Regions from separate parts of the Homo sapiens genome. Here regions 2, 3, 4, 5, 6 and 7 are each linked to region 1. The links are chromatin contacts, found by Hi-C or POLR2A ChIA-PET in ENCODE. All regions are on one chromosome and are shown on one strand. The core of a region is the stretch at or near the end of the contact, and the rest is flanking DNA. Distances in the headings are between cores, read along the strand shown.

Region 1 (3,908 bases), core at 628-3,127:
TCTGGGAACATGTACCGGCTGTTGAGGGGCCCTGAAGTGAGAAGAGTAGTTTGTGGTCTTCCTGGAGCTCACATTTTTCTAAGCAAATCCTGAGCCTGTATACTTGTACGGAACACAGTGTGTTCCAGGGTCAAATCCTCGGGGTAGGATGGCCCTGGGGCTGCATGATGGTGCCCACCCAGCCCTCTGAGTGCCTGAACAAGAAGCACTGGGGTGGCCCGGTGAGTTCTCCCTGCAGCAGTGAGGGTTTGGATAGGAAAGTCCATTCCTCGAGTCAGTTGGTATTTCCTGAGCATCTCCTGTGAGCTGGCCCCGGAGACACCTTGGAGAGCAGGTCAGCTGGAGACCCTGCCCTAGGGAGTGACAGGAAGCCACACCTGTGCCAGCTGGCCCTGCCCCTGAGGTTGCGGCTCTGAGCCAAAGCGAAGAGCCTGGCCTCGCCTGGCTCTGGGGGTGATGCCTCGTGGGCCAGGGTGAGGGGTTGAGATCTGGTCCTGGGATGGGGAGGGTTTTGAGCAGGGCAGTGATGTGGGATTTATGCTTTGCAAGGATCCCATTGGCTGCCATGTGGGGACAGGCCTGGGAGGAACGAGTAGGGAGCAGCAGGAGGCCTAGGAGGGGCCAGGGCAGGTGTCCCCCGGAGATAGTGGGTGCTGGGGCTCTGTGATGACCTGGGGCTTGGCAAAGGCGGGCTTGTGACAGACTGAGCCTCATCTCGGCAGCTCTCACACCCATGGATCCTGAGCCTGATTCCCCAGGAGGGTTGGCGACGGGAGGGTTATGTTAAGTGGCTGCGTCTTCCATCTCAGGGAGCCCCACACTGGGGAACGTCACCACTATAGCGGCTGAGAGGCTTTGGGTCCTCATTTACTACATAAAATTCCCCCTTCTCTGTACTTGGGTCCTGACGCCTCCGCTGGTCCCAGGAGTTTCACTCCGTGGGGTGGGGTTGAAGGGTGCGGTGAGGCCCAGAGGGGCTGAGTCTGCTTGGAAGGGTGGGCCTTCTCCCACTGCGGGTGCTAATACCCTGTGCCCATATCCTAGCCACCCTGTCCCTTATCCACATACCCCACTCTGGTATTTCAACAGCCCAGAGACCACCACGGTGCTTGGGGGCTCTCGGCAAGGGGGCGAAGCCTCCCTGAGAACTTCTGCAGGCCGCCCTTCTCTTCCCTTTCCTGCCGGGGCTCTTGCTGCAGAGAAGCTCTCTGCCACACTTTTTTTTTTTTAAATAAAAAAAATGAAAATAAAGAAATCATTTATGTTTCAAAACTTTGATTAAAATTGAAAACAGAAACACCACAGCACTTCCCGTTTCCTCTGCATCTGGCACCACTCACCTGGGTGCAGAGGGTGGGTGGGTGCATGCCAGCTGGTCATTCGCCCGGAAATCTCTGGGAGGAAGTATCAGCACAGCCTAGCAGGGCGCCTGGGACTGGCTCTGTGGGCTGGCCGTCCCTCTGGCTGGGGACACGGGGAGGCCGAGCGTGTCCGCAAAGACACGCGAGCTGTCCACCTTTCTGGGCTGCAGGGGTCTGCAGAACCTCGGAACCTCGGAGGGGCTCTCTGTCTGCTTCAGCGTCTCTTTCTCAAGTGACTGAAAGCAGAGGCTCCCTGCTGCGTTACACCATTGAGTCCTTTCGCATCTGTGCGCATCCCGCTTCCATCGCTGCGGGGATCCCTTCGGTCCTCCCAGGCAGGCGAGATTGGTGGCTGTAATTAGGACAGGAGTGGCTCATTATATCATCACAGAATAAATGCACAGACCCTGGGGATGATTTATGGTCCCAACAGCCTATCTTTGCGCCCAGGCGGCCTCGGCCTCTGTTCGGCAAGGAGCCCGCTAATCCCTTCACTGCCGGCTCAGCCGGGGCAGAAGGAGGAGCCTGAAGGTCCACCATGGGGTGGAGGCTGCCTGCTCGCGGGCCCGCCCCCAGAGCCCGGGGCTCATCACGCTGCTCTATGCGCCTCTGTTGGCTCCTGCCAAACAGTCCCTCCCTTCTGTGCCTCAGTTTCCTGGCTGTAAAAAGGGGGTGCTCACAGAGCCCCCTTGAGGAGTCGTCACATGGATTAGATGATGCATCCACGCAAAGTGTCTGGCCCCGTGCCCGGCCCGTGGTGGGTGCACACCTTGAAAGATGCCTGCTTGGCCGAGGCCAGCTGTTGAGCTGCTACTTGGGGCAACAGTGAGAGCAGGATCGCACCTTGTTCACCTCTGTGCCTTGGCCCAGAATATGACAGCTGCCACTGTGTGGCTTATGGGTCATCTGTTTAGTTTCACCTGAGGGAGTATTCATTGCTGTTAACTGTTTCTTATGAGATAGGATTTTTGTTTTTTGTTTTTTGAGACAGAATCTCACTCTGTCACCCAGGCTGGAGTGCAATGGCGCCATCTCAGCTCACTGCAACGTCCACCTCCTGGGTTCAAGCGATTCTCCTACCTCAGCCTCCTGAGTAGCTGGGATTACAGGCGTGTGTCACCAGGCCCAGCTAATGTTTTTTATTTTTTTTGTATTTTTAGTAGAGACGGGGTTTCACCATGTTGGTCGGGCAGGTCTCCAACTCCTGATCTCAAATGATCCGCCCACCTTGGCCTCCCAAAGTGCTGGGATTATAGGCATGAGCCACCGCGCCCACCGTTTTGTTTTTTTTTTTTTTTTTTGAGACGGAGTTTCACTCTTGTTGCCCAGGCTGGAATACAGTGGTGCAATCTCGGCTCACCGCAACCTCCTCCTCCCGGGTTCAAGCAATTCTCCTGTCTCAGCCTCCCGAGTAGCTGGGATTATAGGCGTGTACCACCACACCCGGCTAATTTTGTATTGTTAATAGAGATGGGGTTTCTCCATGTTGGTCAGGCTGGTCTTGAACTCCCGACCTCAGGTGATTTGCCCGCCTCAGCCTCCCAAAGTGCTGGCATTACAGGCGTGAGCCACTGTGCCCAGCATTTTTTTTTTTTTTTGAGACAAGGTCTGGCTCTGTTGCCCAGGCTGGACTGCAGTGGTGTGATCTTGGCTCACTGTAGCCTCAATTTCCTGGGCTCAGGCAGTCCTCCTGCCTCAGCCGCCTGAGTAGCTGAGACCATAGGTGTGTACCACCACAGCTGGCTAATTTTTAGTATATATTTTTTGTAGAGACAGGAGTCTCCCTGTGTTGCCTACGCTGGTCTCAAACTCCTGGGCTCAAGTGATCCTCCTCCTGCCTGGGCCTCCCAAAGTGCTGGCTTGAGCCCCATACCTGGCTTCTTAGGGGATAGTCTTTTTTTTTTTTTTTTTGAGATGGATTTTCGCTCTTGTTGCTCAGGCTGGAGTGCAATGGCACAATCTTGCCTCACCGCAACCTCCACCTCCCGGGTTCAAGCGATTCTCCTGCCCTCAGCCTCCCGAGTAGCTGGGATTTCAGGTATGCGCCACCACACCCGGCTAATTTTGTATTTTTAGTAGAGGCAGGGTTTCTCCATGTTGGTCAGGCTGGTCTCGAATTCCCAACCTCAGGTGATCCACCTGCCTCGGCCCCCCAAAGTGCTGGGATTACACAGGAGATAGTCTCTTAGACTTTGTGAAAAGTTTTGGAGATAGTGCAGGGAATACCCATAACCCCCCACCTGTTTCCCACATTGTGAACATCACACGTGACCTGGTTGCGACGGCCGGGCTGGGACCTCCAGTTGTCACAGTTCTTTTTTTTTTGAGATGGAGTCTCGCTCTCGCTCTGTTGCCTCAATTTCCTGGGCTCAGGCAGTCCTCCTGCCTCAGCCTCCTGAATAGCTGAGACTCGGCTCACTGTAAGCTCCACCTCCTGGGTTCACGCCATTCTCCTGCCTCAGCCTCCCGAGTAGCTGGGACTACAGGCGCCTGCCACCACGCCCGGCTAATTTTTTTGTGTGTATTTTTAGTAGAGATGGGGTTTCA
Region 2 (3,791 bases), core at 801-3,300, 220 kb before region 1:
GGGGGAAAATGAGTCGGCACAAAGACGTGGGAAGCACAGAGATGCCGACTGAACAGACAGGGGCTTTGGGACAGCTACTGTGAACTTGGAATGCTCCAAGCCTAAAGGAAAACAGCTGAAGAGGAAGACGTACGGGTATCGTGAGAGAGCCACGAGGGGCTTCTGGAGCTGAGACACGGAGGATCGGAATGAAACGGCCACTAGGTGGAAGTCACAGCAGGCACCACAGAAGAAAAGGGCAGCGAACTTGAAGACAAAGCCACAGGAGCCACCTAGATGAATCCCACAGTAAGAAGCCTACAGGAAACGAACACCACCTCGGTGACCTGCGGACGACAGCAGGGGATCCCACGTGCAAGTAACTGGAGTCCTGAGGGCAGGCGGGGGATCTGAGAAAAGAGTGGCCAGAGATTCCCAAATGTAACAAATGCTATAAATCCACAGACCCAAGAAGCCTTGTCAACCCCCAGCAGGAAAACTACCAGGTCGTGGCGCATCATGAGCAAATCAGCACAGCCACAACAGTCGCCCCAAGTGCCGAGGTGCCGACACTGCACATCAGGAGCCAGCCCCGACACTGGGAGGGCATCTTCAAAGTGCTGAGGGAGAAACACCGCCAGACCACAATTCCATGCCCAGTGAAAAGAGAAAGGGAAATAAAGATTCGCTCAAACAAATGCTGAGAGAATCTTCTGTCAGCATCTGGCCTGCACTGTGAGGAAGGTTCTAGAAGTTCTTCAGAAGGAGGGAGAGTGACCCTAAATGGACCTATGGATTTGCAGAGGATGACGCGGGCACAGTGAGCATGCATGAATAGAAAAGGCTTTTTTCTTATGATGTTTCTGCAAAAGATCATTCAAGGCATAAATTACGGTAGTGAGGCTGGGGTTTTGAATGTGGGGTGCTAAATAGATGGTGATGAGAACACAAGGACTGGGTGGGGGGGATGAGAAAAAACACAGAAAGCAGCTGGGGTGCAGTGCCCTGACAAGCCAATCAAGGGCCCAGGAGGTGAGTGTCGGCTGCAGACAGGCAGAGCCAGCTAGGTCCCTTCACGGTGGGACCAGCTGTCACCCTCTGTGCTCACCAGCCTGGCCTGGTGGGGACGCCTGACAGCATGTGGCCCACCACACCCTCTTCTGGCTGCTCCCTCCAGAGCCAACATGCGTGGTGTCATGGCCGAACCCTTGTCAGGGGGGCCAAGCGCCTCGTTACCTCATCTATGAAGCAGGACAGAGGGTCAGGAACAGACTGTAGCACAGGTGATTTCCCTGCTGCCTTAGAAGCTTTGGGGTTGGCCTCAGGCTGCATTAATTAAATAACGGGGTAACTCAGTAGCACATGACACCTGCAGGGTACTGCCCATCTCACACCCAAGAACACCCAGCAGGGGAGAGCCATGCCTCAGGCCACCGCCTGCCCAGTCTCTGTAGACCCTCTGAGGGGTCATCACCCCCACAAGTCCTCTCAGGCCCTCGAGTGGCAAAAATCCAACTTTCATTACCCAGCATGAGGTATGGAACTGGGAGCTCCTGAGATACAAAGTCACCCCCGCTGCTGTACTTCAGGCCAGGGCCCCAGGTGGGAGCTGGGGAGCCTGGTAGGGCCGCCACAGCTGGCCTGACACAGTCAGCAGGTCAGCTGGGTCTTCAAGGCCGGACAGGCAGGCACTGAGCTGTGCCGAGGCTGGTGCTCCCCAGACCCAACTGGACTTCAGACCCTGACTCGGAGAACAGACCTCAACACAGCAGGGCAGTGATGCCTGCGCCCTGCGGTCACTTGGCCTGGGCGCCCACTGGGGCTACTGAACACAGACTGGGAGACTCCTGTAGGCAGCTCCCCCTCAATGAGGACACTCCTGTAAAGACAGCAATGCCTTTGGGAAAAGGGTCGAGGGTGCAGAGCCTGGGAGGCAGTGAGAGTCCTCAATGCTGAGACAGAGGAAAGGGTGAGGAGGAACCTCTCCAGGGCCAGAATCCCCTGATCCTCTCCCCTCCGGCAAAGAGCACTTCCGGGGATGAAGCAACAGGAAGTGGCTTACGAAATCCACCTCCAGGCCGAGTGACCAGTTTACAGGAAGTGTGGTGGGTGAATCTTCCCCAGGGCACGAGGCAATGTCTGGAGCCATTTCTGGTCCTCACCACTGAGGGCGGGGACAGTCCCCACCATCTGGCTCGGGGGAGGCCAGGGATGCTGCTCAGCACACTGCAGGCAACACAGAACCTCCTGCCCCAAATGTCAAGCAGTGCAGGGGCTGAGAAGCCCTGGGCTGACCCTGCCACGGGAAGCGACCATCAGAGCAGAAAGCAGAAAAATCTATGGGAAAAAAGACCTGCTCCCTTCAACAAATATAAAATATAAATGGAAAAGTTACGGGTGAAGAAGAACGTATCTGATTGTTGGCCAGGCATGGTACCTCACACCTGTAATCCCAGCATTTTGGGAGGCTGAGGCAGGTGGACTGCTTGAGGTCAGGAGTTCAAGACCAGCCTGACCAACATGGTGAAACTCCATCTCTACTAAAAATACAAAAATTAGCCAGGCATGGTGGCATACGCCTATAATCCTAGCTACTCGGGAGCCTGAGGCAGGAGAACTGCTTGAACCCGGTAGGCGGAGGTTGCAGTGAGCTGAGATCAAGCCACTGCACTCCAGCCTGCACGACAGAGTGAGACTCCATCTCAAAAAAAAAAAAAAAAAAAAATCTAGGATTGTTTTAAAAACTCTCCAGCAAAGACAGAAACTAGGGAGAGGGCACAGTGAAGAGATGAGACACACAGACAGATGGACGGGGCCCAATCTGGCCAGGTCCCAGGATACCTGCTACCAGCCTGGGGACAATGAGGCCCAAGGCAGCAGGTGCCAAGGCTGCCCCAAAGACACATGATCCTTCCCACCACCCTCCAGAAGCACCCACTCAGCAGAAGTGCCCACTCTCCCCAGGCAGCACGTTCTCCCTGCTGTCTACTGGGCAAGGCCTGCCACCCCACCCCTGATGCAGGAAATGACAGAAAGGAATGCATCTGTTCCTTCTTCAGAAGTCCATCTTGCTGACTCTCCCAAGCACCAGTGTCAGCACACACGTCCTGATCTTACAGAGCTGGGTCACCCTGCCAAGCCACGGCGTGTGGTCCAGCAGAGGGAAGGTGAAGTCCCGGGAAGAGCCCTGGACGGTGGCCTCCCCACAACAGGCCCCCCCTTTCCAGTAAAGCACAAATGATTGGGAAACGCTATTCAGGAATCCTCCTTGAGACTTCCTGGCAGGACTGGAGCAGGACATTGAGGCCACGGAGAGTTTAGACAGTGACTGAGTGGGGCTGTCTCCGTGAACTACAAAACAAAGGAAGATCTGCCCAGTGAGCTTGGTTGGCTCAGGGACGAGCTAGGGAACTTGGACAGACACATTGTGGACCTCACTGGTTCCAGCCTAGGGAACCAGGTGGCCACGGTCAGGGCAGAGCAGAGGGCAGGACCCACGGCAGCTCCTCTGCCAGCCTGGGAGGACAGATGGTGTGTTCAGCAGGCCAGGTGGGCCTGTAAGAGCAGGAAAGGGACTCCAACTGGCTACAAGCCAAGTGTAATTCAGTGGCCGGCATAGCAAGTATTTTTTTTCTTTCTTTCTTTTTGGAGATAAGCTCTCACTCTGTCACCCAGGCTGGAGTGCGGTGGTGTGAACACGGCTCACTGCAGCTTCGACCTTCTAGGCTCAGGTGATCCTCCTGCCTCAGCTCCCGAGTAGCTGGGACCACAGGCACACACCAACACACCTGGCTAATTTTTCTATTTTCTGT
Region 3 (3,917 bases), core at 310-2,809, 240 kb after region 1:
TCCCAGGCTGAGCTGTGGAGGCCAAATCTCTGCTGAGTTCTTTCCACCACATTCACCCATGACTGGCCAGAGCGGGGCTCTCCACCAAAAAATGGGGCGTTGAGAGGTGTGTAGTACCAGGAGACCAGTTCCCCACTACACCCTGCAGAGGGACCCCACCCCCAGCAGCTCCCACCCTAGGGCAGAAGCACACCTTGAAGTCCAGAGTCCAAATCCCCAGGGAGCCCCCAGCCAAGTTAAAAAGACAAGATGTAGACAAACAGCCAATCCCAATGCCCACCATGAGGGCAGAGCAGAATCCACACTGGGAGACCAGGGCTCCCCAACCTCCCCATTGGGCCATTCAGCAACCCCGAATCTGCAGGGGACCAAGGAGGAGTTTGGAGGAGGGGGAAGACAGGTGGGGGAGGGGAGGCCCTGGCCCAGCGGCCTCTGTGGTCAAAGGGGGGATGCCCCCCCTATCCTGTCCTGGGCAGCTGCTGTCCTGGTCACAGGGTCTGAAACCGGAGCCCCTGAGTGGGGGTGGGGCGGCAGCTCTGGCCTGGACTGGGGGCGGGTCCTGCGCCGGGTGGGAGTTGGGGAACACAGGGGTCCCCGGAACCCAGGCCCTTCCGGTCCGGCAGCTCCTGCTGCGACTTGCAGCGTTTGGGGAAAGTTACTCACCAACTAGTCATGCGCCTCGGATGCCGCCGGCCACGGGGCTCCCGGAGGGGGGTCCGACACCGCCCGGTGCCCGGGATCCCCAATCTGGCCGGTGGATGAGGCCCCATCCCATGCACCCGAGTGCGGGGGACGGGGGGGTTAATATTAATTCAGGATCCCATCCCCACCCGAGGCAGGACACCCAGTGCACGCCCCAACTCCGGGACGCGGGCTCTGACCCTGGAACTTCCGAGATTCCCGCGACGCCCCCTGTCTCTGGGTCCAGAACTTCGGGGGACACCTCTTCTGCCTCCTCCAACCCCAGGTCGGTAACTCCGGGGACTCCCTTCGTGACTCCTCCTCTAACTGGGTCCGGGACCCCGGTCCTCCGCGTTGTCCTAGACTCCTAAACTTCGAGGACCCCCTGCCACCCCTCCAGTCCCTGGGTCCGGGACGTCCGGACCCCTCCCACCCCAGTACCCCACCCCAGGTCCGCAGCTTTGGGGACCTCTTCGCAGCCTCCTCCAACGCCGGGTCCAGAACTTTGGGAACCTCCCACGCAGTCCCCTCTCAGACCCTGAATCCAGAACTTCGGGACCCCCGCGCTCCCTCCAGCCCTGGAACTTGGGGACCCCTCGCGCCGCTCCCAGTCCCGGGTCCGAAACTTCTGGGGAACCCCCACGCCCTCCCCTTGGCCCTGGGACTTCGAGGCCCCCGCGCTCCCAGCGCAGGCTCGGCAGGCCGGGCTCACCCTGCCAGGTCGGCGCCCCGCGAGTGTCCAGGCGCGAGTCGGGTGCGGCCCCCGCGGCGCTGACTCCGCGCTGCCGGGCGCCCCGCTCGCTCCCTGGCTCCCGGGCCCGCGCCCTCCGCGCCGCCCTCCACGCCGCCCGTGCCTTTGTCTGCGCCGCCGCCGCCCGCGCCGCCTCCGGTCCCATCGCGGCCGGTCCCGACGCGGCCGCCGCCCGCCCCGCCTCCCCGGGCCGCCAAGGCCGCCCCGCTGCGCCCCCTGCCGGCTTTTTGCACTGGGAGAGGGTATGGGGGAGGGGATAAGGGGGAGGGGCGGGGGCCGGGACTGGGGAAGGGACGGAGGATTGAGGGAGGGGGTTAGGGGCGGTGGAGGGGGAGTGGGGGGGGGGGTTGCGTGGGGTCGGGTTGGGAGCAGAGGGTGGGGACAGAGAGACAGACGGAGAGGGACATCTGGGATGAGAAAGAGACCCAGAAACAGAGACACGGGGGAGACAGGCGGAGAGATAGGAAGCAGATGGAGAGAGTTGCACGGACAGCGATGTGACCTCACCCTCCTGTCACCTTCTCAGGAGACAGCTGCCTCTGTCCCCACTACCTGAGGTCATAACTTTGGGCCTGTGAGGGAGGTCAGGTCCCTCCCGGGCTGACATGGGTGGCCCAGTGAGGTTGGGGAGGGGGCAGTGGGTCTCAGGGTCTGCATACAGTAAGTGCTCAATGGGTGTTGCCAGGAAACGGAAGAGATCAACTTCGGGAGGGAACGGGAAGCAAGACAAAGAGAGAGAAGCCTCTGTTCCCCTGCCCGTCCCATCCCTAAGCAGGGACGTCTGTCCACCTCTGTCCCTCCCAAGACGATGGTAAAAATGCCCACAATGGTTGGATTAAGGTTATCTTTGCTGTTGTTTGAGGGTTCCAAAATCCAAAGGCTGAGGAAATGTCTCCAACGCATGGTTGCATCCCCTCAGCCTCCACTGGCCTGCGTTTGTCACCTCTGGTCACAGGGAGCACCCCCTTCCCACACTTGCCAGGAGAGCATCCTTCCGGAGTTGAACTAGGATCCACCTCCCCAGCCCCAAGCCCATGTGTCCCACTTGTCAATCCTGGTGCCGCCCCCTCTCTGGCACCGTCTCCAAAATCACACGGTGCGGCGCCGTTGGTTCGTTTGTGGACAGAGGTCCTGCAGCTCCCTGGAACCAAGGCCTGTGGCGCCCTAAAGCTCTGATCTTACATTTGAGTTTTTCTTTTCTTTTCTTTTCTTTTTTTTGAGACAAAGTCTCACTCTGTTGCCCAGGCTGGAGTGCAGTGGCACAATCTCGGCTTACTGCAGCCTCTGCCTCCCAGATTCAAGCAATTCTCCTGCCTCAGCCTCCCGAGTAGTTGGGACTACAGGTGCATGCCACCACACCTGGCTGATTTTTGTATTTTTAGTAGAGATGGGGTTTCACCATGTTGGCCAGTCTGGTCTCGAACTCCTGACCTCAAGTGATCTGCCCCCCTCGGCTTCCCAAAGTCCTGGGATTACAGACGTGAGCCACCACACCTGGCCGACACTTGAGTGTTTTGACAACTTCAGAGAGGCTTTTGCTTTTCATCTCCAAGACCTCTGCTCCTGTCTCCTTTCCCTGTTCCTTTATTTCTGTTTCCTTCTAAGAAGAATAGTATATCTGAGCTGGCGGTTACATTACATTCAAATTACCTTTAGGTGAATTCCAGGTCAGGTTGTTTTTGGAGATTGACTCCTGCGCCAAGATCTGAGTCTTCCCCCATCCAGGCCTTTGCCCAAACTGTTCCTTCCACCTGGAATGCCCTCGCTGCAGGCATCTCTTCTGCCTTGTCCTTCCAGGCTCAGCGCCACCACCCTGTCTCCTCCTCCAGGAAGCCTCTCTGACTACCCTGGCCTTGGAAGGGATCTTGCCCTCCCCTGTCCCAATCCCTGTGACTCTTTTTTTTTTCTTTTTTAAAGTTTATTTTTAGAGACGAGGTCTCACTATGTTGCCCAGGCTGGTCTCAAACTCCTAAGCTCAAGTGATCCTCCCACCTCGGCCTCCCAAAGTGCTGGGATGACAGGTGTGAGCCCAGACCCTTTCTGTGACTCTTATGTTACCTGTTTATTACATGACCAGGTCTGGGTGCTCCTCTAGGGCTGGCCCATCCATCCTGAAGCCCCAGTCTGACCCAGCACAAGAGCGACTGTTCATCCCACAGGGGAAACTGAGGCACAGACTCGGTTTCCCTGGCTGCTTCTAACTTCACGAGGCATCTGCACAAGGGAAGGATTTGGCTCTGTTCTCAGGCCGGAAGCCACGAAATGCTTGAACATTGTGGGGAGCAAAGAAAATACCGTCTGTTCTGTGCAAAAAATGACTTTTCCTTATTACCAACAAAATAATGGAAAAAATAAAAAAGTATCTGGGAAAGGTGCTGGCATGGCCAAGGCTTCTGGAAGCTGCTTAGAGTTTGCCAAGTGCACAAGTGGGGCCCTGTGGCTATTTTACAGGGGCGGCTGGGCGAGGGGCCCAGGCAGACTTTGC
Region 4 (3,584 bases), core at 541-3,040, 200 kb before region 1:
ATACTGTGTGTGCCCAGCACCAACACCAAATTAAGAGGAATCAAAAACCCTGCTGAGCGAGAGAACGTGGGAAAGGGCCTGGGATGGGCCCACTGTTGGCGAGGAGGGGCCCACGCCTCAACAATGAGGCGGACCCTCCAACGTGCCTCACACTTCAAGGCAGCTCTTCCAGGCCAGCCGGGGCCTTGGAGTGAGGGGCCACTGGCAGAAGGGAGCAAGACACTGGTCCACGGCACAGCCAGCTCAGAGCCAGGCGGATGAGACGGGGGCCAAGCCAGGGGCCGGCTACTCACGAGTGCACACGAGGACAGCCAGGATTCACTAGGACAGGATCTGCCCAATCCCAGGCACTTCCCACTGGTCCATCTGACACACCTGGGGGCCCAAGAGGTGATGGCATCACATAAAAGCAAAAGAAACTTGAAACCACCAATCCAGGCAAATTCGGACTCTCCCACAAATGGTCCATCCTTGGGGAGCATCTCCCCCACATCCTCAACCTCCAGCTACGTGTCTGCGGGTGGGCAGGAAGGAGGGGAGGCAGCATGGGCACCAGTGACCAGGACAGCCCTTTCCAAAAGAAGGCCCTGAACACAGTCAAGAGGAAGAGGAAGAAACACTGGGGCCTGGCGGGCAGGTCCTGGGGCCTCATGAGGGTGGTTTGGGGTCAGAAGACACACGATCAGGAACCAGGCGTCACCCCCAGAGGCTGCTGGAGTGCGTCCCACAGAGGCATGAGCAGCACCTGGCATGGGGACAAGGAGCTTACAGCAAGTGGGAGGTGCTCTGGTGCTCTACGCTAAGCTGCCTGGTGCCCCACAGCTCCACGGGGCAGGAGCACCCGGGAGGCTCCTACCACCACAGCCAGATAGCCCATTGAGGACGCACACCCCCAGTCCAGCACCCAGAGGTGAATGAAGGATTCCAGGACAGCAAGGGAGACACATGACCACCCTAGGGTGGACCATGGAACAGCTGTGGGTACACAAAGGCTCCCTGGAGCCATCATCCGTGGAGAGCACCAACTACGTCTTCTGAGTTGTGGGCAGGCCAGGAGGGGAGGGAGGTGTCCCAGGTGAGGGCCAGGCCTGTGGTGACTGTGCCTCGCAGTGGGCAGGGCTGCCAGAACCCAGCAGTGAGCTCACCTTAGTCAATTCTGCCAGCGGGCACCCCCACCACCAGGGAAATCCTGCAACCAGCCGCATCAGGAGCAGACGTTTATAACTAAAAGATCAAATATCCCCAACCACAAAAGTCCCAGTAATCCACACATGGGACTTCCCAAAATCCCATCTCTGAGAGATGACAACTGAAGAAGCCGAGGAGGAAGAGACGGTGTTTAAATGAGAGAGAGGGCCCAATGACAACGGACACCAGACACCTGCCACTTGTCATGTTGCAGATGCCAGGAGGAGGAGTGGGAACACGGGGTGGCAGCATGGGTTAGTGTTCTGCAAAGAAACCCAATGACCTTCCTGTTTTTGCTTCTGAGACAACTTAGGGAAGGAGTTTTGGGCCATCAATGCGGAATCCAAAAGCCCCTGTCTTGGGAAACCACGGGGCCACCTGGCCGGGTGTGCCAATGCCCAGCAGAGCTTCGGTTATTAACAGGGCAGGCCAGCGCTCCAGGCAGGCAGCTCGGCACTTCCAGTGGCTGCACACCCACCACACACAGGCACAGGGCTGGGAGGCACTGCTCGGCTCCCTGGGCCCTGCCAGAGTGGCTCCCTATCACTTGCTTATTTTATAAAGTGGCACTTTACAGCTGGTTTAATGTGGTAAAACAGGAACCTGGCTTAAAAAGAAAAGGGAACTCGCACTGTGCCAGGCTGGCACCCAGCGCAGGGACATCCCTGTAAGCATCCGTGGTCTGGAGAGTGTCCAGTGGCACCGCCCGCCCAGCAGTCAGGGCCGCGGGTATCTTTATGGCATCTGGGAGGGAGCACCCCCACCCTGGGGTGATAAGTGGGATGAAAAGAAGGTGACAGAGTTTTTCTGTCTTATTTCTGGAAAAGGCAACTGGCAAAGCTGGAGAACAGCAAGGGAGTGAAGCAGACCCATAGGAGCGAGGGAGCCCCAGCAAGTGGGGGGCACGTCTGGCCAGGCTCTGAGGAACTGAGCTGCCCGTACTGGGAATCCCAGGCAGGATGTGGGCTCTTGGAGGTGATGGAACAGACAGAACAGGCTATTGCAGGACACACGTTCCTCCTCACCCGGCCCCACCACATGTTCATCTAGTAACAGTTCACCAAGTGAGCTGATGTGGCCCCAGACACCCAGAGCTCAGGGTACGTGCAGAGCCACGGCTGCTGAGCACTCAGGGGCTGTGAGGAGATGTCTGAGCAGTGGTGGGAAGGGACGGGACCTGTTACTCTGGCCACCTGGAGCCAGCGGGAGTGGAGAATGGGCTGTTCCCAAGCACCCGCCTAGGGCTCAGAAACACCACCCTTCCTTGGGTCCTGCCGAGCTTCCCTCCTCAGGGAGCCTTCCCTGCTGCAGGCTGGATGAGGGCCCACGGGACTGTCACTCATCACTCCCGTTCAGAATGCACCTGGCTAACTGGAGTCACACGTGGGGGCCTGGCTGCTGCCTGGCCAAGGTTAAGGACACACACTCTGGCCAGACGCTAGGTCTGACCCCACTCCTATCCATGTGGACAACCCGCTCACTCACATCCCCCCGCCTGATCCAAGGGGCTCACTGAAGCACTGACTCCTCGGCATCCAGGGAGGCCTCGCCTGGTGGCTGCAGCGTGCAGAGGATCTGCGGGCTGTCACGGCGGATGCAGGGGTCAACTGTGCTGGCACCTCTGCTAAGCATGCATCACTTCATTTTGGCCTCCTCAGCCACTTGTGCCAACAGGCCAGGGACGGCACAGAGAGGCTGGAGGGGTGAGGCTGAGGAGGAGGGGAGGTGGGCAAAGGGCATCTGTCAGCCATCTACCTAAGGGTGTGCTCACTGACGCACAGAGGCCACTCCTGCTCTGTTTTTCCAAAGCAATCTGTGACTCTCGGGATTACCCACATCTCAAGTCACATCCTGATTGAAATCCATGACGCGTGGCTTGCTTTGCTAAATTTCCCCTACATTTTCTACAGAGCTCAGCATTCTTCAACTCCCATCTGAAATTGCCATGTACATCTCATCCCTGTCACGTTCATCTCTGCCTGGGAGGAAGGGGAAGTGGCTACAGACTCCAGAACCTGCAGCCTGGGTCCGGTCATCAGAGCAGTGATGCTCTCTGTCATTGGTCAGCAGAGGTTAGGCCCACCTGTCAGGCCTCAGAAGAGCCTGGCACCGCCCACAGGGTGGATCAACGGGTTAATAAGTCACAGCAGAAAACCTGAGGCTCGACTTTAAATAAACAGAACTCTCCCAGCTGCATCCCTGCCAAGGCCCGAGAGTGACACTGGCACATGAGCTATATCTCCCCCCACCAACACACCCCATGGGCTGTCATGAGAAACACTGCATATACCAGAACCCATTTACTCTGGGACACTCTCCACGGAGCCCTGCCACCACCTGTCCAGTGGACAGGGCCTGAGGGACACAAAGCCCCCACAGCCCTGAGCACCCGAGGA
Region 5 (4,075 bases), core at 170-2,669, 250 kb before region 1:
GCCAGCTGGCGCCGAGAGCGAAGTGGCCATCTGCAACTGGCCGCCATCGCCACATGGGACCACTGCAGCCCCTGTCGCACATGGTGGTGGAACAGCCGCTGCACGCTGGCCACTGCTTCTGCTGGTTCCTATAAATGAACAGCTGCGCAGGCTCATGGCCACGGTGCTAGGCGGGTGCTACTGCTGCTCAGTTTAGGTGCCTGGGCTGTGGTCTCGGAGCCGCCCAGGTCTCCTGGCTCCCCAATCCCAGCCTGCCAGGCCCTGTCCCCACAGCAGAAACCTACAGTCCACAACAGTCGCACGGTGCCTACAGAGGTCCAGGTGCTATCCCTCTCCCACCAGGATCTGCCCATCTGCACCTGTGCTGCCTCTCCCTGAATAGGGCTGGCTTGCCTGGGCCCCCACTGTCTTCCCTGAACCCCAGCAGACCTCAGCATGGCCCTGGCTCCTGGGGCTTCCCTGCAGTCAGAGCTGGGGCCTGGGCCCCATTCCTCTCTGCATGTTAGCCCCTTCTGCGGCCTCAGTTCCCCACAAGGCTCTGGGCCTCCGGCCCCCAGTGCTGGCCTGGCACATTGACTGCAAGTGGCACCGGGCACTCCAGACAGGCAGGGAGAGGACCAGGTGCAGGAACATAGGGTGCCAGGTGCCAGGCACACAGGGCAAATCTGATGGGGCCTGGGGCAACAGGGTCCCCTCCCCTGGCTTCTACAGCTTGAGCCCCCTCGACACCCCATGAGGGTGAGGCGGGTGTGGGGCCAGTACTTAGAGCCCCGGCAACGCCCTCCTGCCTGGGCACCTACCTGGGGTGTCTGCTGGGGCTCCGGGGGTGGCATGGGTGGCAGGTGCACAGTCTGGAAGCTGGGCCCGGGGCTTGTCCTCAGCCGCCCTCTCCTTGTCTTTGTGCTTCTTGGACTTCTTCTTGGGCTTGCTGCGCGAGGGGCTGCCGTGTGGCCTGCTGGGCTGGGCACAGTCCGTCAGCAGGGGCAGGCCGAGGCGCACAGTGGGGGCTGGGGCAGCCGCCTCTCCGTGCTCACAGTCTCGGCCGCTGTGGCCCAGGTCATTGCTGACATCGGCCAGGGGGTCGTGGGCCCTCGGGGGCTCCAGCCGCGGGGGCAGGTGAGTGCTGGAGCTGAGGGTGTCCGTGCTGGCTGGTGGGCCCGGGGTGGGCAGCAAGGCCTCACGGCCATTGGGCACGCCCAGCTTCCCGTTGACGGCAGGCTGAGCTCTCTGAGTGAAGTGCGATATCCGGGGTTTCTTGTTGGCTAGGGGGTCGATGAAATCAGGAGGCTGCAGCCGCTTCTGGAGAGGAGCAGAGATCATTTTAGAGGGGAGCACAGAGTGGCTGAGCAGCAACAGGCAATCCCCTGGCCTGGCTAGAAAACCCAACGCCGCCTGCAAGGCCCACGCTGGCCACATGGGGGCGCCCGAGCACCAAGTCAGGTCCCAGGTGCCGCTCAGGGTGGCCTCAGCTGGGGCCCATCAGCCTGCTGGGATCGATGCAGGGGGAGGGCAGGGCCCAGTGTGTGAGCGGGCCACCCCTGGGGACTGGTCTAAAGCGCTGCTGTGCTCAGCATGCTTCCCCAGTGATAACTGTGACACAGGAGCAGGAAGCCCAGGGTTGAGCCCACATCAGGGAGCCGCCCCCCGTCCCAGGTTCCGCACTGTGACACTGGGGTGCTGCGGCCACACTGGCAGGAATCTGCCCCCAACCCCAACCCGACAGCTTCCCCCTTGGTCCCTGGGCGGAGGGAGGCGGCTCAACTTGGAGCAGCTCATGCTCCAAAGAGCTGGTGAGGAAGGTGACAAGGGTTACTGATGCAGCACAGAGTGCCCTGCAGGTGCTTGGGACAGTCACCCCAGGCATGCCTCACTTACCTGTGGGGGCGAGGCCGAGCGCCCACGCTCGCCTGGGGGGCTGGAGGCAGCAGGGTCTCCAAGGAGGCTGCCAGTGCTCTGTGGCTGGCACAGCTTCCTGCGAAGGAGAGGCAGGGCTAGGTCAGAAGGTGCTGAGGGGGCCTAGGGGCCCCAGGCCTGTATCCACATGGGGGCCCGGTGGAGATGCCTCAAGGAAGGGACCCCCCTCCTCCCAAATCCAGAGCAGGGCCAAGGGGTCACAGGAGCCTGGGCCTGAGGCCATCCTGCCCCCGACTTCACCCAAAGGAGGACTTCCCCACTCACTGTCCCCCTGAGCCCAGAGGAGGATCACTTTGTGTAGGTGCCTGCTACCGGAGAGACCAGGGACACACGCTAGGGTGCTGGACCCTGCTTTTAAAGACAGCTGTTCATCCTGTTCAGAACGCTCACTGCAGAAACTGTCCAAAATGCAGAAGAGAACGGAGGGCCCTGGCCTAGGATGAGACAGCCTTCCTGGAAGCCCAGGTCACAGCAGGATCTGGAGGGCGGCAGAGTGGCCACCAGCTTGACTAGGTGATGCAGCTGGGGAAGAAGGGAAGAAACACCCCAGTGCATGCCCCTTCTCCCGCTCCATGTGATCTGGGCAAGTGGAATCCCCCACCCCCGCCAGCAACCCTGCAGCTTATGGGTATCCTCTCTGACCCAACTGTTCAATTCCCGGGGGCTGTGCCATCTCAGGGCAGCCTAGCGCCCCTCCAGGCCCTGCAGAGAGACTTAAGTCCAGGGCCGTGGCCATTCTGCCAGCCAGTGACACCCAGAGCCCATCTCCCTAACAAATGGGCTAGGCTACAGACCACTGCAGGTGTCACTTCCCTGGTGGCCTGAGAGGAGAGCCATGTGGACATAAACAGAACTCCCAGTTAAAGACAGAAAACTGAGAACAGGCATTTGCATCCACTGGACAGGCAAGGCAGAGACAAAAGGAGGAGTGAAGACACCGGAAAGCATAGCAGAAGCATGAGTGGTGACTGCTGCAGGATCCAGAGAATCCAGGGCCCAGAGCAAGAGGCACCACGACCTCAGGGGACAACAGACTGCTGCAGGGCCATCCCCCACAGCTCTACTCCAGATCCTCATCACTGCTGGTGGGGCTGCAGGACAGTGAGCCCAGGGCTGTCAGGCAGCAAAGAGGCTCGGGCCACTCCTCCAGGCAGTTGGGAAGTTACCTGGGCCACAGCTGGACAACAGGATGGCCAGATGTGTGGCCTCAGGAGAAGAAGAAACAGGGCCCAGGACTAGGGCACATCGGGATTCAGAGGCCCCAAGCTGTGCAGTGTCCCCAACGGCTGCACTGCAGCTTCCAGGCAACAAACGTCAGACCTCAAAACAGAGGAACACGAAAATACATTTGAAAAGAGACTCCACAGGGAGATGAAAACGTTAAAAAATAAATCAACAGGCCGGGCGCCCATGGCTCACGCCTGTAATCCCAGCACTTTGGGAGGCCAAGGCAGGCGGATCACCTAAGGTCAGGAGTTCGGGACCAGTCTGGCCAACATGGTGAAACCCCGTCTCTCCTAAACGTACAAAAAAATTAGCCGGGCATGGTGGTGGGCACCTGTAACCTCAATTACTTGGGAGGCTGAAGCAGGAGAATCACTTGAACCCGGGAGGCGGAGGTTGCAGTGAGCAGAGATCATGCCATTGCACTCCAGTCTGGGCAACAAGACCGAGACTCCGTCTCAAAAACATAAAATAAATAAATAAAAAATGCCAGTTTTCGTGTCCTTGGAAAAACAAAAGCTCTGAATAGACGTTTCTTCAAAGAAGCTATACAAATGGCTAAAAGCACATAACAAGATGCTCAATGCCATGTGTCATCAGGGAAATGCAAATCAAAACAACGAGACACTGGCTACTCTGGGCACACTGCCTATGGGTTAGCCCTGCCCTGCAAGGAGCAATAATGAACAAACAAACCCACCAAACAAAAAACAAACAACGAGATACCACTTCACACACACCCAGGGATGACTGGAATAAAAAAAACAGAAAATAGGTTGGGCGCAGTGGCTCACGCCTCTAATCCCAGTCACAGCTCACTGCAGCCTGGATCTCCTGTGCTCAAGTGATCCTCCCACCTCAGCCTCTAGGGTAGCTGGGATCACAAGAGCACAACACCATGCCTGGCTAATTTTTTCATTTTTTGTAGAGATGAGGG
Region 6 (3,978 bases), core at 1,063-3,562, 170 kb after region 1:
TGCCTGGCTCCCTTGGCCTCCCCGCCCCTAGGGCATCTCTAGCCCCGGAACACTCCTGGGGTGTTTGTCTTTAACCAGAGTTTATTCATTTGTGTTTCCTGGTGATCAAGCTAGTTAGCTTTTTCTTGCCTTTTGGTAGGGCAGGGACTGCATGTAGTACAAATAGAACATTTTCATAAAAAGGATTTTTTTTTTCCTTTGGTAAATGCAGGGTGATTTTCATTTATTTTCTTTTTTTTGTTTAGAGACAGGGTCTCCCTATGTTGTCCAGGCTGGTCTCAAACTCCTGCCTCAAGCAGTCCTTCTGCTCAGCCTCCCAAAGTGCTGGGATTACAGGCGTGAGTCACTGCACCTGGCCAATTTGCAGGTGTTTTTTTTTTTTTTTTTTTTTTTGGAGACCGAGTCTCGCTCTGTTGCCCAAGCTGGAGTACAGTGGTGTGATCTTGGCTCACTGCAACCTCCCCCTCTGGGTTCAAGCGATTCTCCTGCCTTGGCCTCCCGAGTAGCTGGGATTACAAGCACCCACCACCATGCCCGGCTAGTTTTTGTGTTTTTAGTAGAAACGAGGTTTCGCCATGTTGGCCTGGCTGGTCTCAAACTCCTGATCTCAGGTGGTCCACCTCGGCTTCCCAGAGTGCTGGGATTATAGGCTTGAGCCAACACGCCCGGCCCCAATTTTCAGTTTTTAAGATCTGTGTAGGCCAATGATTCCCAGCAGACTCTCCTCGGGGAAGGTGCCTGCCCAAGCACCCAGCCCCAGGCAGGCTGCTGTAGTTAACATGGAGTCCTGCGAATCCGCATCTTCAGCCTGGGCAGAGCCAGGACAGATGTGCAGCTCCGGCTGACTGGCTGGTGGGGTGGGTGGGGTATCGCTGGGGTTTGACCGAGGCAGGTGACACCTGCCGTGTTCCACTGTGATTTGCAGGCCGGCCTTCCAGCATGTACTTCCAGACCCATGACCAGATTGGCATGATCAGTGCCGGCCCTAGCCACGTGGCTGCCATGAACATTCCCATCCCCTTCAACCTGGTCATGCCACCCATGCCACCGCCTGGCTATTTTGGACAAGCCAACGGGCCTGCTGCAGGTGAGCATCTGTGGCTGCGGCTGGGTGTGGCCCTCCTGAGAGCTCTTGAGGGTGTGCTTGTCTGCGAGGCCCTGGCCTCCTTCGGATCACCCTGGACTGCTGTCTTTCAGGGCGAGGCACCCCGAAAGGCAAGACTGGTCGTGGGGGACGCCAGAAGAACCGCTTTGGGCTTCCTGGACCCAGCCAGACTAACCTCCCCAACAGCCAAGCCAGCCAGGATGTGGCGTCACAGCCCTTCTCTCAGGGCGCCCTGACGCAGGGCTACATCTCCATGAGCCAGCCTTCCCAGATGAGCCAGCCCGGCCTCTCCCAGCCGGAGCTGTCCCAGGTGAGCCCGCCCCTGGGACGGGACTTACCTGAGTGAGGGTGGGGCTATGCACCTGAAACATTCCCTCTGAAGAGCCCCAGAGAGCTGGCCTGGCCCATGTCCACTGTCTGAATTACCTGTCCCTGGGCTGGGGTCATCAGAGTGGGTCTCCTGGGTCTTAGTTTGGGGACGGGTTTTCCATTCTTTTCTCTGGGGCTGCTGAGGGCTGGGTGGATGTGAGCACCCTTGGCCTGTGGCTTGCTTACCTCCTGACCTTGTCTTTCAGGACAGTTACCTTGGTGACGAGTTTAAATCACAAATCGACGTGGCGCTCTCACAGGACTCCACGTACCAGGGAGAGCGGGCTTACCAGCATGGCGGGGTGACGGGGCTGTCCCAGTATTAAAAGGCAAGCCCCCCTGGAGCAGGCCTGGCCCCACCCCAGCCTCAAGGAGAAGGATGGGAGGGGGCTCTCCCCAGGGAGCTGCACTGGAGGGGTGGTATCTGGAAATGTGTGCTGTGCCTGGTGGGGGTCATAGGCCCTCAGGGCCAGCTTGGCCTGTGCCCTTCACTGCTAGTCAGGGTGGCTCCTCACCCCACCCTACCCCATCCTGTCTGCTCCGGGGACCACCGCGGGACCTCAGTTTCCTCATCAGAGTCGGGGAGGGCAGCTCGGGCTCTCCCTCACTGTCCTGTGTGCTGGGTACCTGTGGGGCTCAGGTCGCAGCCTCTCACCGCCTCCTGCCCTTCTCCCTCCTGACAGGTGGCGGCGGAAGAGCTAAGCAACGTGGCTTAGTCCATCAGCATCTTATTCTGGGTAATAAAAAATAAAAATAAACGGATACCTGTTTTCCACTGCTAAAACTGAAGCACCACTGTGTGAGCAACAGGAAGGGAGAGCGCACGAGGGAGAGGAGCCGAGGCCGAGCGCCCCCTGCTGGCCCGCGGCGGCGAGGAGCAGAGGGAGCGGAGGAGGGGCCGGCCCGCGGGAGCCGCGGCCACCAGGAGGCCCCGCTCCGTCCCATCGGGGCTGCGGCCAGGGCGGAGGGAGGAAGACCCTCATCTCAGAGTAGCCCTTTCCTCTGTTCTTTTATTTCTTTTTCTCTTTGATTGAAAGGGGACTACGTCTTAGCAGGAAAAAAAACTTCGCATTTCTGTGCCCGAGCAGGCTCCTTGCAAAGACAGCAGCGTGCGGGGCAGAGCCCCGGGAGGGCGCGTCTGTCCACGCCTACCGGACGCGCCGAGGTCGCGCTGCCTGTGTTCTCCGAGGGCCTTCATTTAAAGAAAATAAGGGTGTTTTGGGTTTTTCTCTTTGTTTTTTTCAAGATTCTTTTAAAGGAGTACTGAAGAATACTTTCCTAAGTTTGTCTGTAAAATCTTAGCGGTGGACCTGGGAGATTTGAGAAGCTTCCAGAAACAGTTTAAACAAGCCAGCGCTACTGGAGAAGAGGAGCAACACCTGTGCCGCGGCCGGAGGAGTTTTGTTGTTGGTTTTAGCTTCCAGTGGCTTCTTTCTGCGGGGCATCAGGCTGCTGGGGTAGCCGCCCGCCGAGCCTGGAAGCTGCTCGTTCTCCGCTGGACTCAGAAGCCAAGCTGCTTCCCGCCTAGACTCGGCGCAGGGCCCCGCACCGGTGAGGAAGGTGCTTTTGGCCCCATTGCGAGGGGCCTTGGCCAGGACTGGCCCTGTGGCCAGGAGGCGAGAAGGTGGCTGTTCCCGGATTGACGGCTTTTTCCCGGGGGCCTTTGGAAGATTTGGTGGAAGGACAAGAGGGCCTGTCCCTGTCCCCGTCCCCAGGAGGTACCGACAGTCCCTGTGCTGGTTAGACACGGAGCGCTGCACACCGAAAGCCCAAATTGGGAGCTCTGCCTGCCGGCAACTTTGCTGATGGGGTGATTGCTGCTTCTGGGGGGTAAGGAAACAAGTTACAGAAATTACCGCGTTCTGTGTGAAGGGACTGAGGGTGTGGTGTCATTGGCAGAGGGTCATTTTAGGAGAGCTGCCCCAGCCCCTCGAACGCCTGGCTTGGGGTGTCATTCTGCCTGGCGGCCAGGCCTCCAGCTTCCCCTGCCCCGGGCCTGGGGCTGTCACTGGCCCTGATCCGAACACCTCCAGATTCCGGCTTCTACATGGGACAGACGGGGACGCACAGGCCACCTTCCTTCTGGCAGGGACTCTTATTTATTCCCATTGCTCTAGGGCTTTCGGTTTCCCCTTCTTCCGGTAGGCCGCGTAGAGGCATGCACCGGGTAGGTTTCCGCGGTGACCCCGCGGCGGCCTGAGGGACGCTCCCTGCCCCATCCCGGCTGTTGGGCTGGGCCGCTTTGCCTCTGCTTCGCCCTGTGCTGTGTTCTCCAGCTTTGTAGCAGCAGCCTTGACAAACCCAGGCGCACTGTACCAAGGCAATGTAACTTTTGATTTTCGGTCAATTTAAGTTCTTTTGTCACCAAATATTAATAAACAGTTTTGACTTCACACCAAGGTTGGATAAACTGCAGGGGGTGGAGGGTGCTGGGGTTTTGCCTTGGCTGAGTGACGGGTTGGGGTGTGAAGGAGGCCAGAGGGAGACAGGCAAAGCCCAGAAGG
Region 7 (4,052 bases), core at 1,462-3,961, 130 kb before region 1:
GTAGAAGTCTTGAGACGGAGGCTGGCCATCCATTCAGCCCTGAGCGTGCTGAGTTCTGTGTTTCTCTGAATAGAGGTGTGGAACCTGAGGGGCCAGCAGGCCTCTCTGAAGGCCTCCATGGAGCAAACGGAGCCACCTCGGGAAAGAGTTTAATGGAATATTTTTGTACCCGATGTTTACAGATGCTGTTGGGAAGTTATCAATAAAAAGACACCATTACTAAAAAGGGAAAAGTACACCTAGCTGTGGCTTCTTCAGTCCTTAAGCCAAGCAACCCAAAAGGAGGGCAAGTGCTGGATGTGGGGCTGGGGGCCCTGCTGGAGGGAGGTGCAGACAATCAGGCACTACAGGGCTAGAAAGAGATGTGGCCCTTTTTTGGAACCCCCCCTGGTGGGAGCTATAACAACCCAAGTTCCCGTCACCAGCTAGGTCTTCCCTCACGCTGCTGTCACTGCTCACAATACTAGTGTTCCCATCCTCATTTCATAATTCCTTCTCCAGATCTCAGCCTTCCTCCAGATAGGGGAGCCACACTAGATCCATTCCCCATCAGACACACTCCCAGGGTTACCTCATCTTCTGAGTACTTAGAAATTATGTTGTTATGACCGGGCTTGGTGGCTCATGCCTGTAATCCCAGCACTTTGGGAGGCCGAGGTGGGTGGATCACCTGAGGTCAGGAGTTCGAGACCAGCCTGGCCAACATGGTGAAACCCCATCTCTACCAAAAATATAAAAATTAGCTGGGTGTGGTGGTGTACACCTGTAATCCCAGCTACTTGGGAGGCTGAGGCAGAATTGCTTGAATCCAGGAGGCAGAGGTTGCAGTGAGCCAAGATCGCACCACTGCACTCTAGCCTGGGCAAAAAGACCAAAACTGTTGTCTCAAAAAAGAAAAGGAAATTAGGTTCTTAAAGGCATCTTCCCAGACGTGAGAGTGTCTGCTTTTGCCTGGTATAGTAGTGCCTGCAAATGTTCAAGGAAATAAACAGGTACCCCTGTTAAGCCTATAGGTAACTTCTCATTGCTCCCCATCTTCTCTGTACTCAGCACTTTTTTTTTTTGTTTTGTTTTTGAGACAGCACCTCTCTGTTGCCCAGGCTGGAGTGCAGTGGCTGAATCATGGGTCACTGCAATCTCAAACCTATGGGTTCAGGCAATCCTCCTGCCTCCGAAGTAGCTGGGACTGCAGGTGCGCACCACCACACCTGGATAGTTCAAAATAAAACTTTTTTTTGTAGAGACAGGGTCTCACTATGTCTTCCAGGCTGGTCGTGAATTCCTGACCTCAAGTAATCCTCCCTCTTTGACCTTCCAAAGTGCTGGGATTACAAGTGTGAACCACTGCACCCGCCGTGGCACTTTTTTTTTTTTTTTTTTTTTTTGAGATGGAGTCTCACTCTGTCACCCAGGCTGGGTGCAGTGGCGTGAACTCAGCTCACTGCAACCTCCACCTCCCGGATTCAAGCGATTCTCCTGCCTCAGCCTCCTGAGTAGCTGGGATTACAGGCACCCGCCACCACACCTGAAAAATTTTTGTAATTTTTTTTTTCTTTTTTGAGACGGAGTTTTGCTCTTGTTGCCCAGGCTGTAGTGCAATGGCACTCTCTCGGCTAATTGCAACCTCTGCCTCCCGGGTTCAAGCGATTCTCCTGCCTCAGCCTCCTGAGTAGCTGGGATTACAGGCATGCGCCACCACGCCCAGCTAATTTTGTATTTTTAGTAGAGATGCGGTTTCTCCATGTTGGTCAGGCTCGTCTCGAACTCCCGACCTCAGGTGATCCGCACATCTCGGCCTCCCAAAGTGCAGGCGTGAGTCACCGGACCCAGGTCCCGCCCTGGCACTTTTTAACCACCCACAAATCTGGATCCTACACTGAAAAGAGACACTGCAGTGGCTCACGTCTGTAATCCCAGCACTTTGGGAGGCCAAGGCGGGCGGATCACCTGAGGTCGCGAGTTTGAGACCAGCCTGACCAACATGGAGAAACCCCGTCTCTACTAAAAATACAAAAGTGGCCAGGCATGGTGTCGCACACTTGTAATCGCAGCTACTCGGGAGGCTGAGGCAGGAGAATTGCTTGAACCCAGGAGGCGGAGGTTGCGGTGAGCCGAGATCGCGCCATTGCACTACAGCCTGGGCAACGAGAGCGAAACTCCGTCTCAAAAAAAAAAAAAAAAAAAATCCTGAGTCCCGCTTGACACCTTTTGTCAGGCACCACCACCTTTCTGGGCGAATGCGGTAGTACCGTCTGCTCTCCCTGCTGCTGTCCTGAAATCCATTCAGGCACAGCGGCCGAGAGCTTTATAATAACCGATTCCAGGTGTTAGGTGCTTTCCCAGCCCCGACTCCTGCGTCCTGGACCCGCAGTCCTCTGCTTAATACCTTTGCTTTATTAGAAAACATTCTCCTCTACTCCGTTCAGCTATTCGCTGAGGGCCCGCCAACCGCCAGCGGTTGTCAGTGGCCTAGAGGCAGCGGACGCAAACACGGGGAGAGGTGCAATCGTCTCAAGTGACTCGGCGGGCGGGGCCCACAACCGGAAGCGGGTGGGCGACCTTCACCCACGTGCGCTGCGGCTTCGTTCGCCAGCATCCAAGATGGCGGCAGGGCGGGGCCCAAGGCGCGGCGCGAATTGTGACGCAGGCGTCCGGCGTGCTCCGTGCGCAAGCGCTTTCGGCGGCGATTAGGTGGTTTCCGGTTCCGCTATCTTCTTTTTCTTCAGCGAGGCGGCCGAGCTGGTTGGTGGCGGCGGTCGTGCGGGTTCGCGCCGGGCCGAGAGCGGGTTGGGGGCTGCGGGAGGCTGCAGGGGCCTGGGCGGCAGAAGAGGCGGCCCTGAGCTGGCTCATGCGGGCCAGTCTCGGCAGGGTGGCTGGGCAGGGCTCGCGAGGCCACGGCTCGGAGCCCAGACCGGGGCCCAGGAGGCGAGCGCCGTTTTGGAGAGGAGCCTGCCTGCTCTGCCTGCCAGCGTGACCCCACGAGGCCTCGGGCGGGAAGAGGTCCTCGGGGCAGATCCGAGTTAATGAGAGAGGGGTATTGAGCGTGTAGCGTTAACTCTGCCAGTCACTGCGTCAGTCGCTTTGGAAATACTAAATTTCTCGAGCTGAGTCTTCATACCTGGCTCCATTACTACGTCTGTAAGGAGGAGCTGGTGGTAGTGTCTGCTTTTTAGACTTTTCTTTAGACTATTTGTATTTTTTTCAGATGGAGTCTTGCTCTGTCGCCTAAGCTGGAGTTCAGTGGTGCGGTCTCGGCTCACTGCAATCTCCACCTCCCGGGCTCGAGCGATTCTTCTGCCTCAGCCTCCCGAGTAGCTGGGATTATAGGCGCCTGCCACCACGCCCAGTTGATTTTTGTAGTTTTAGTAGAGACGGAGTTTCACCATGTTAGCCAGGCTCATCTTGAACTCTTGACCTCAAATGATCCGTCTGCCTCGGCCTTCCAAAGTGCTGGGATTACAGGCATGAGCCCCTGCGCCCGGTCGATTCTTTGTCTTTTTAAGTCAACTTTTATATGTGAACAATGCTTGGCAGGTGGTTGGTAGATACTAAGTGATGTTCGTGGTTTGGGGTCAAGGCAAGAAGTGGGGTCTGGAGAGTTTTGGTGTAATTGAGAAGGAAGCTAAGAGTGTTGGGTGCTCCAGCTTGGAGTTAGAGAGGAGAGAGGCTGCGACAGGAAGGCATGTGTGTTGTAGGGGATGGCTTCCCATCCAGGCTGGCAGCAGGAGCAGCCTGTGCAGATCAGGACCTGGCTGCCGTGGAAGAGGGTGGGACCGCCTTCAGGGAAGATGGATCTAGCAAGATGATGCCAAAGGGTACTTATTCCATCAGGAGATACTGACGAGTCCTTCCGCCGCTAAACCTAAGGAGAATAACCACAGTCTGTGTTCCTGAAGAGCACCCGTGCGGTCAGGAGGGTGGAGGACATGTGGTCTTTAGTTCCAGGACATGTTTAGACTACAGGCCAGGGTGTGTGAGAAGCCTAGCAGGGCCAGGCTTGGAGGAGTGAAAGGAAGACAGGTACTGGGGCAGGACCAGTTGGACTTGGTGCA

The links. A loop is a pair of places that touch in the nucleus more often than their neighbours do. ChIA-PET counts read pairs that join two places held with the same protein, here RNA polymerase II (POLR2A). Pooled maps may share reads with other maps.
Region 2: a loop to region 1 is called in a pooled map, with 2.3 times the contacts of the local background. The contact joins two enhancer-like sites. A Hi-C loop is called at or near these places in 2 of 50 pooled maps. POLR2A ChIA-PET finds 5 or more read pairs at or near these places in 4 of 52 experiments (OCI-LY7, WTC11 and naive thymus-derived CD8-positive, alpha-beta T cell).
Region 3: a pooled map shows a loop between it and region 1 (2.4-fold over the local background). The contact joins the promoter of HOMER3 here to the enhancer-like site in region 1. A Hi-C loop is called at or near these places in 2 of 50 pooled maps. POLR2A ChIA-PET finds 5 or more read pairs at or near these places in 2 of 52 experiments (GM12878 and activated T-cell).
Region 4: a pooled map shows a loop between it and region 1 (2.0-fold over the local background). The contact joins two enhancer-like sites. A Hi-C loop is called at or near these places in 1 of 50 pooled maps. POLR2A ChIA-PET finds 5 or more read pairs at or near these places in 6 of 52 experiments (CD4-positive, alpha-beta T cell, CD8-positive, alpha-beta memory T cell, WTC11 and 2 more).
Region 5: a loop to region 1 is called in a pooled map, with 4 times the contacts of the local background. The contact joins two enhancer-like sites. A Hi-C loop is called at or near these places in 1 of 168 maps with a recorded cell type or tissue (sciatic nerve) and 4 of 50 pooled maps. POLR2A ChIA-PET finds 5 or more read pairs at or near these places in 4 of 52 experiments (HEK293, OCI-LY7, WTC11 and 1 more).
Region 6: a pooled map shows a loop between it and region 1 (7-fold over the local background). The contact joins two enhancer-like sites. A Hi-C loop is called at or near these places in 3 of 50 pooled maps. POLR2A ChIA-PET finds 5 or more read pairs at or near these places in 3 of 52 experiments (BJ, CD4-positive, alpha-beta memory T cell and H1).
Region 7: a pooled map shows a loop between it and region 1 (4-fold over the local background). The contact joins the promoter of UBA52 here to the enhancer-like site in region 1. A Hi-C loop is called at or near these places in 1 of 37 single-sample maps with no recorded cell type and 5 of 50 pooled maps. POLR2A ChIA-PET finds 5 or more read pairs at or near these places in 10 of 52 experiments (B cell, CD4-positive, alpha-beta T cell, CD4-positive, alpha-beta memory T cell and 7 more).

Annotation. Positions count from the first base shown.
Region 1 is chr19:18,699,279-18,703,186 of GRCh38, forward strand. All of the region lies in intron 1 of CRTC1 (CREB regulated transcription coactivator 1), which reads left to right. Among named protein-coding and RNA genes, the nearest start is that of CRTC1, 18 kb to the left of the region's middle. RefSeq lists enhancers at 789-1,635, 1,979-2,028. Within about 2 kb of position 1,878, at least 31 of the 41 ENCODE cell types and tissues checked have a DNase peak (open chromatin) inside an H3K27ac peak, as active enhancers do; they include B cell, CD4-positive, alpha-beta T cell, CD8-positive, alpha-beta T cell and 1 more, where a contact is called at or near this core.
Region 2 is chr19:18,477,026-18,480,816 of GRCh38, forward strand. All of the region lies in intron 1 of ELL (elongation factor for RNA polymerase II), which reads right to left. Among named protein-coding and RNA genes, the nearest start is that of ISYNA1, 41 kb to the left of the region's middle. RefSeq lists enhancers at 1-273, 1,529-2,431, 1,845-1,914. Within about 2 kb of position 2,051, at least 37 of the 41 ENCODE cell types and tissues checked have a DNase peak (open chromatin) inside an H3K27ac peak, as active enhancers do; they include OCI-LY7, where a contact is called at or near this core.
Region 3 is chr19:18,939,658-18,943,574 of GRCh38, forward strand. HOMER3 (homer scaffold protein 3) reads right to left here and starts at 1,560. Exons shown (of 10, transcript NM_004838.4): 1 at 1,394-1,560. HOMER3-AS1 (HOMER3 antisense RNA 1) reads left to right here and starts at 597. Exons shown (of 3, transcript NR_134913.1): 1 at 597-967. RefSeq lists a silencer at 1,524-1,723.
Region 4 is chr19:18,501,317-18,504,900 of GRCh38, forward strand. The region is part of intron 1 of ELL (elongation factor for RNA polymerase II); the gene reads right to left. Among named protein-coding and RNA genes, the nearest start is that of ELL, 19 kb to the right of the region's middle. RefSeq lists enhancers at 1-96, 3,317-3,366. Within about 2 kb of position 1,791, at least 23 of the 41 ENCODE cell types and tissues checked have a DNase peak (open chromatin) inside an H3K27ac peak, as active enhancers do; they include CD4-positive, alpha-beta T cell, where a contact is called at or near this core.
Region 5 is chr19:18,449,677-18,453,751 of GRCh38, forward strand. ELL (elongation factor for RNA polymerase II) reads right to left here. Exons shown (of 12, transcript NM_006532.4): 7 at 1,876-1,972; 8 at 801-1,299. Among named protein-coding and RNA genes, the nearest start is that of ISYNA1, 14 kb to the left of the region's middle. RefSeq lists enhancers at 520-1,326, 1,327-2,133. Within about 2 kb of position 1,420, at least 4 of the 41 ENCODE cell types and tissues checked have a DNase peak (open chromatin) inside an H3K27ac peak, as active enhancers do.
Region 6 is chr19:18,864,364-18,868,341 of GRCh38, forward strand. UPF1 (UPF1 RNA helicase and ATPase) reads left to right here. Exons shown (of 24, transcript NM_002911.4): 21 at 926-1,087; 22 at 1,198-1,415; 23 at 1,681-1,803; 24 at 2,158-3,867. The coding sequence ends at 1,800. Among named protein-coding and RNA genes, the nearest start is that of CERS1, 30 kb to the right of the region's middle. RefSeq lists a silencer at 2,253-2,452. Within about 2 kb of position 2,313, at least 2 of the 41 ENCODE cell types and tissues checked have a DNase peak (open chromatin) inside an H3K27ac peak, as active enhancers do.
Region 7 is chr19:18,569,146-18,573,197 of GRCh38, forward strand. UBA52 (ubiquitin A-52 residue ribosomal protein fusion product 1) reads left to right here and starts at 2,712. Exons shown (of 5, transcript NM_001033930.3): 1 at 2,712-2,764. It overlaps KXD1 (KxDL motif containing 1), which reads left to right. Exons shown (of 5, transcript NM_024069.4): 5 at 1-233. RefSeq lists enhancers at 2,046-2,722, 2,093-2,212, 2,423-2,762, 3,401-4,052.